Linked DNA regions of Homo sapiens: region 2 is linked to region 1. Evidence: chromatin contacts called from ENCODE Hi-C or POLR2A ChIA-PET data. All regions are on one chromosome and are shown on one strand. The core of a region is the stretch at or near the end of the contact, and the rest is flanking DNA. Distances in the headings are between cores, read along the strand shown.

Region 1 (3,401 bases), core at 641-3,140:
CTGTGTGTAAAACACCATGCAGGGTACCTAGGCTATATAGCAGTGACACAGTAAAGGTATCCTCATAGCTGCAAGCTCCAGCAGACAGACCCAAGCTGTAACCAGGAAGCCTGAAGGAGGTGTATCGTTTAAATGAATGCATGTCTGTGCCCAATTCTGAGTAACAGCAGTTGGTATTACAATGAAATCGGAAGTGCCCTGTGTATTAAATTTTCTTTCGTTTTCAGTGTTTTCTTCATTTTAGTCTGTTATGTATTTTCAAATACAGTTTTTGATGATGATTAGTGTTTTAGTTATGAAATCTTCTAGGAAGAGGTCACCTGGTTGCTCTGTGATAATGACCCACATAACCATAAAGTGACTTTGGTTTTTAGTTGCACCCCTGTGTCTTCTCAGCCTCCACAAAGGAAGAATCTCTTAAAAAAAAAAAAAAAAAACTTTATGTATGTAGAGATATATACACACATGTATATTTTTTATCTGCTGTCAACTCAATTGTTTGTATGTTGGTTTTTTGTTTTTTTTGTTTTTTTTCACAGAAAAAGCAAAGGACAAAAGATCTTTCTCGGGTGTTTCATTCTTACAGTCCATATGATCACAAGGTAAGAGAAGCATGTTAATAGCATATTAAGTATTAAAGTCTTTCCGAATGTATAGTACAATTTTCACCAACATATGGTGATTCTGAAATACACTTACCAATTACATTTATATTTCAATTTAAATTTTTTAGCTCTTTATCCCTTTTAAAGAAAACAGAAATGTTATATTTCTGAACTATAATAATTATATTTTATTCACATTGAAATCTAGTTACATATTGGCACTGAAATCTCAAAGACAGTGAAAAGACACATTTTGGGGTGTATTTTGGTTGGTTGGTTTTTGTTTTTTCTTTCCAAACACTGTACTGGAGGAACTTGGGTTTTGGATTGGTAAAGATAATTGAAATGCTGACTGCAAAACTTGATTCTTCATTCCTCCTGATAGAAAGTTATTTTTCTAAATGAAAATCCTAATAAAAATTAGTACATAGCATCATGTCTGAAATATCTACTGCCTGGAGCTTTGCTACACAGAAAATGACCAAATAACGTGACGACCCACATGTACCCATCCCACAGCTTCATAGATTCATAGTCCGTCTGTGTCATTTATACCCTACCTTCTCCATCCCTCATGTTTGAAAAATTCCTAGACATCTTTTCACTTGTAAGTATTTTACAATATATTTGTAAAAGATAAGCACTCTTTTAAAAAGAAAAAATATGTAGCCATTTTTAAGAAAATGCTTAACTCCACATCTTCATGGGGAAATAGATTACAAGGTTTCAGAGACTTGTGCAAAACTTCTAAACCATGTAGGATTCCAGTAAATCTGTTAATTCGAGGTGATTTCAGAAGCAAACAAAAAATTTGCACAGTTGAAATGCTAATATAAACTTAAATCTTTATCTATGAATTTATAGGGAGACATGTGGTAGGGATTTTTTAACTAGCCAAAGTAAGTAGTGTGAAAACTACTTTCCTCAGTTGAAAATACAGAGATGTCTGGATTCAGGAGGGAAAAATTGTGCCAGTTCATAGAAGTTGAAAGAATTTGAAACACTAGCTTCTAGTGTTTCTATAGTGACCAATTGACTTAAGCACCAAAAACTCGTAAAAGAGATGTTTATGCTTCATGTGACCATGGTGATATGTAATACTAAAACTTATATCATTCCAAGTTACATTTTTCAAGCTAAATCAGTCACATTGCAGAATGCAGCAATTTGTTTGAAAGAGATTGAGAGAGCCAATAGGGTCTGACAATGCAGACAGAAGGAGCAGGCTGATAAGTAATACAACAGCAAAAGGAATGAGATTGGCCAGATTTCTGAAGGTAGTGTTGCATTTTTTTTTAGATGAAGCCACTTAATGAACATAAGTGCAGCAGTGGCTAAAGTTAACATTTAACAACAACAACAAAAAAGGCGATGGCAAATCAGAGGTTTTGCCTGGCTTGTCTAAATTTCGCCCACTTGTAACATTTTTAAATTCGCAGTTAAGGGAAATTCCATTCTTCTTTTATTAGAACTCTTAATGGAACCTAGCCATTTGCAGCTTCTACCGGCTTCCTCCTCATATCCTTTGTGGCATTGTATCAAAGTCACCTCAGATTATTTTGGCTTCCCTTCATTCCTCTACAACTTAGTCATCAGGCAGTGAGGAATTGAATCTAAATGCTTGATGGAGTTCCTTTTGATCTTTAAGATTGGTAATAAATTATTGTAAATAGCTAGACTGCTTGATGAGTGCCTTTTGAAGCTCCTAAGTTTTGGTCTGTTGCCATTCTGTTTTATTCTGGATGTACAGTAGTGAAGGAAAATGGAAAAGTTTTATTCCAGGCAGCTCCCGGCCTCCTTAGTAGCCTTTACCTACTTTTCTAAGTTCCATCCAGGCAAATCTATCCATGTTACTTTTAATATTGTCTCTCACTGATTGGAATGTCCACAAAGACTAGAACCATAGGGATAAAGTAACATGCACTATTTTCCCAATCTGAGAATGTTGCTATTTTTCCCCGCATGAATTAATAGAGGGTTGTGTTTAAAGTTATTTTGTCATTTGAATTACCCACTTATATTCAAGCAAATTGGTTTTCTAGGCAGATAGGTTTTAGTGTAAAGTGTTTTACAAGGTGTGGTTAAAGTTGGTTTAGACATCTCATGCTCAGTGAGATTTCTGGCGTGATCCTTATGAAAATATATACATATATTGTCAGTGAAAGCTTTTATGAAATACAACATCAGTTGTTTGGGGTTTGCTTTAATGCAGGCTGGTGTATTGGCTTATGCCGGTAATCCCAGCACTCTGGGAGTCTGAAGCTGGAGGATCACTTGAGCGCAGGAGTTTGAGACCAGCCTGAGCAACATTGTGAAACTCTGTCTCTATTTAAAAAAAATAAAAATTAAAAATTAGCCAGGCATGGTATTGCACACCTGTAGTCCTAGCTACCGGGGACAGGTTTAGGCAGGAGGATCACTTGAGCCCCGGATTTCAAGTTACTGTGAGCTATGACTGCACCATTTTACTTCAGCCTGGGCAACAGAGCAAGACCCCGTCTCTAAAAGAACATTTTTTTTTAAAATAATTTCAAAGAGCAGAGTGGATAGGGTACAATAAAATAAGATTGCCCATGTGTTGGTGATTATCAAAACTAAATGATGTTTGGGGGGTGTTCATTATTTTATTCTGCATTTTTCTATATGATTGAAATGTTTCATAATAGAAAGATACAAAAAGTAAAATAAACTATGGTCTGCTCCTGGGAGTGAATGTTGTGACGGTTTGCCTCTCTAGCTATATTCATTTTAATGTTCATTTTCCCCTTGACGTAAGTTTATGCCAAAAAAAGAATA
Region 2 (3,345 bases), core at 702-3,201, 480 kb after region 1:
CCGAGGATGCGCTCGGCACACAGTAGGAGCACCATAAACGTTGATTGACTGAGTTCATTGAGGCGGTTGACGCCAGGCCATCCACTCCCACGCGGTACTCTTATCTTTCTCCAGGCCCACACCCCTGGCCCGAGAGGCGGTAGCTGGGAGCAGATGGCGAGTCCCGGGTGCCAGGTGTACTGCACTCCAGGCGCGGTCTGGGGCACTGGGTTCTACGGTCCCTGCCCCACCCCTCCCATCCCTATGAGTTCCCCCAAAGCTGTCTGCGCCAAGTGTGACGTCTGACTACGGCGGGAACATGGGAGGGGAAGGGCTGGAAGAAAGGAGATCGGTTGCCTGGCGAGGGGGCCCGTGCGTCCTACAGTCGCTACCCGCCACGCACGCGTCCCTCTCCTCCTGACCCGCGTCACTTAGCAGCCAATGCGGTCTCCGTGCCTTCCCACTTCCCCGCAATCAAGCGCCTTTCTTCCTCCGCCTCCCCTCTTTCTGTTATCTGACATTTTGCTCTGCTTCCCTCTGCCCACTCCCCAGCGGGATTCCCTCCCTGGCAGACGCGCGCGCCCCAGCCCGCCCTCGCACAACCTCCAATAGCAGGTCAACTGGCTTGTAACGCTGGCTTAGGGTTGCTCTTGAAGTGTTTTTCCAAAAGCGAAATCACCCGCTTTCCCCCACGGGGCTAAAACTGTAATTGCAACAACGGGCTGTTGCGTTGGGGGTGGGAAGCCCGTCGGGCGTGCCCCACCTAGACCGCCTGCTGGGGCCACTGGGGTGGTTTTGCCGCCCCCTCAACCCCTGCCACCCCGGGTCGAGTAGGCAGCTCCACCCGGACGCTTGCGCCAGGGCCTGACTGCCGCGGCTGCCAGCGGAAAGGCAGAGACCAGCTGATCCAAGGAGGACAAAGCGAGCCGAGACCTTCCGCAGAGCTTGGCTTCCTCGTAACTGCGCCCAGGGCGCAGCCTCTCCCTGTTAACTACCTGCCATATGTTCCCTTCTCTCAGACCCGAAACCGCCTCCTACAGGTGCTGGGGACTGAATCTGGAGCTTCGGGCGCGGCCCTTGACAAGGGCGCCTGGCACCCTGGGGCGCCTCCGTGGCCCTCGCAAACTCAGAGAGCCCCCACCGTCCAGTCTTTCCTGCACGAGCGAGGGATCGAGGGAAGGCGCCAATGCACGTCTGTCCCTCCGTGATCCGCGCAGAAGGGACGCTTGAAGACTGGGGTGCAATGAATTGTCGACTTCCCTCAGCTCTCAGCCCTTTTCCTCCCCCCGCGCGCCGTGCACGCGCAGCCTGCTCTGCCCTTCTGAAAGAGACGCTGCAGCTGCGCTCTCAATGGGGCCTCAGCCTGCGGGGTCCGGGGAGGGGATGAAGTGGGTGGTTGCCCAGCCGGTGTACGAAGGTCGTGTGCCTGCCGAAGAGTGGGTCCCACACGCACAGCGCGCGCCGTACCAACCAAGCAAGGCTCACAGAGAGCATTTAGTCGTCCAGAGCAAAGGATGCTGGGCACTCAAGAGAGCAGGGGGCCAAGTGGCTGTCAGTTCTGGTCAGTGACGGAACTGGACAGCATCTCCAAGGGCCAGGGGATGGGGTAGGAGGACGGAGGAGCCAAGCTCCTGGGAAACGACCCCCCCAACCTATCCGCGACCGGTTGCAAATTCAAAGGAGGGCTGGGAGCCCGCGAGGGTGCGGGAGGTGTCCTCGCTTGGGCTGCGTCTGCGCCCGCGTTTGTGTGTGTGTGCGCGCGCGTGTCTTCAGCTCCTTCCCCGGTCGTAAAACCTAAACGGAAGACGGGTGTTAAAATGCTGCTGACAGGATCGCCTGAAACATGTTTACAGTAGGAAGGACTTTCCTCCAGAAAGCACAGTCTGAGTCGATTCCAATTTATTTCCTCCCTGTAACTGTAAGCGAAAGGAGAGGTTCGGCTGCCGCGGCGGAGCGAGGCTGAGCACCATTAATCCTTGGCGAGCTTAAGCCAGGGAGAGCGCCGTGCCTGCGAGACCGAGTCGCTGCGCTCCGGAAGGCGTTCTGCCTGAAGGAAACCTCTTTTTTTTTTTTTTTTTTTTTTTTTTTTTTTGAGTAGGGAGTGGCCTTTGCACTGGAGTCCTTAAGTAAGGCGCGTCGTTTCTCTGCAGCCGCTCTCGGAAGCCGGAGAAACTGCATTCACTTTAGCAAGAAGACAGGGAAACTGAAATTGATAATCCCCCGAGTTGGGTTACCTGATCCAGACAGGAAGCTGGTCTAGGCTTCCCCCGTCACCCGGAGCTCCTGACAAGTGAGCAGGAGGCGGCGGGTGGTTGCCCTAAACTTTGATTTATGAAAAAAAATCAGAATTCATCGACATACCCTGTTACTCGTTGAGCGTTTAAGCCTCTAACTAAAGAAGGTACAGTGGTAGGGAGTGGTAGGGGGGTCGGGAGAGGAGGAAGGGGGAGAAGAAAGAAGACTGACTATCCCCACGATTTCCTACCTCGCCTCGCGGGCGCAGGGAGGCTCAGCGATGCCACCTGGCGGCTGCTTCTCCCCAGATTGGGAGCCGGCTGGCTGCAGACAAACCCAGGCTCTCCCCGGGTGCCGTGCCTCTGCCTCTAGAATAGAAGCAGAAGCCTGTATTCATGCTTGCAATCCAAGTGGCCCTGCAAACATTCGTCTTCTGCTTGTTTTCTTGAGAAAATCGAAGGAAAGGAATAATGAGTTGGCATTGGCATGAACAGCTTAAGCCTACTGTGTGCTAGTCACTGGTTATGAGAGGAAAATGGTACAATTGTTAGAAATGCAGGTTTCTTAACTCTTAGCTTATTCTAGTGATAAAAATAAATGCTAGGTTTCATTTACCCCAGAATCCTATTTTGATATTTTGCAAATATGAGTTATTTCCATATATTATTTTTCAATGCACGCACCCCCACCCCCATTACGCGCTGAGCCCAGTTACAATGCAATGTCATCAGCCCAAAAGGATGAAGTGCAAGTTATGTTTGTCTACTTGACTGAGAAGTAAATCAGCCTCACATGGAGGCTTCTTTTCCATAAAGTGTGGAACCAAAAAAACTGGCGCCTTTCAGTTGACAAAGGCCAATGACATCAGATTTCCCAGGGCTTCTTCCTTGTCAGGTAAAGTAACAACTACACAGTTTTTCCTCCTCTTTATTTTATTTGAACTGAATACTTGTCAGGTCTGACTAGCGCCTACAATCATAGTTTCTATAACCAAGGCAAGGCAAAATCTTGCAAATCAGTGCAAATCCAGATTTGTTAAACTAATTTCCATTCAGGTCCCTCCCTCCATGCCAAAGGAATATATTAAGCAGTGGAATAGAATCTTATTTCATCTATGCCCCATACCATTGT

Evidence for each region. A loop is a pair of places that touch in the nucleus more often than their neighbours do. ChIA-PET counts read pairs that join two places held with the same protein, here RNA polymerase II (POLR2A). Pooled maps may share reads with other maps.
Region 2: a loop to region 1 is called in a map of PC-3, with 17 times the contacts of the local background. The contact joins two enhancer-like sites. A Hi-C loop is called at or near these places in 6 of 168 maps with a recorded cell type or tissue (Calu3, HCT116, IMR-90 and 3 more), 3 of 37 single-sample maps with no recorded cell type and 7 of 50 pooled maps. POLR2A ChIA-PET finds 5 or more read pairs at or near these places in 8 of 52 experiments (A549, AG04449, GM12878 and 5 more).

What each region holds. Positions count from the first base shown.
Region 1 is chr6:21,107,862-21,111,262 of GRCh38, forward strand. It overlaps CDKAL1 (CDKAL1 threonylcarbamoyladenosine tRNA methylthiotransferase), which reads left to right. Exons shown (of 16, transcript NM_017774.3): 13 at 540-602. Among named protein-coding and RNA genes, the nearest start is that of LINC00581, 400 kb to the right of the region's middle. Within about 2 kb of position 1,891, at least 5 of the 41 ENCODE cell types and tissues checked have a DNase peak (open chromatin) inside an H3K27ac peak, as active enhancers do; they include HCT116, PC-3, PC-9 and 1 more, where a contact is called at or near this core.
Region 2 is chr6:21,586,925-21,590,269 of GRCh38, forward strand. No RefSeq gene overlaps it. Among named protein-coding and RNA genes, the nearest start is that of SOX4, 5.2 kb to the right of the region's middle. RefSeq lists enhancers at 1-215, 856-1,513, 2,281-2,380, 2,391-2,440 and silencers at 211-270, 411-490. Within about 2 kb of position 1,952, at least 38 of the 41 ENCODE cell types and tissues checked have a DNase peak (open chromatin) inside an H3K27ac peak, as active enhancers do; they include HCT116, PC-3, PC-9 and 1 more, where a contact is called at or near this core.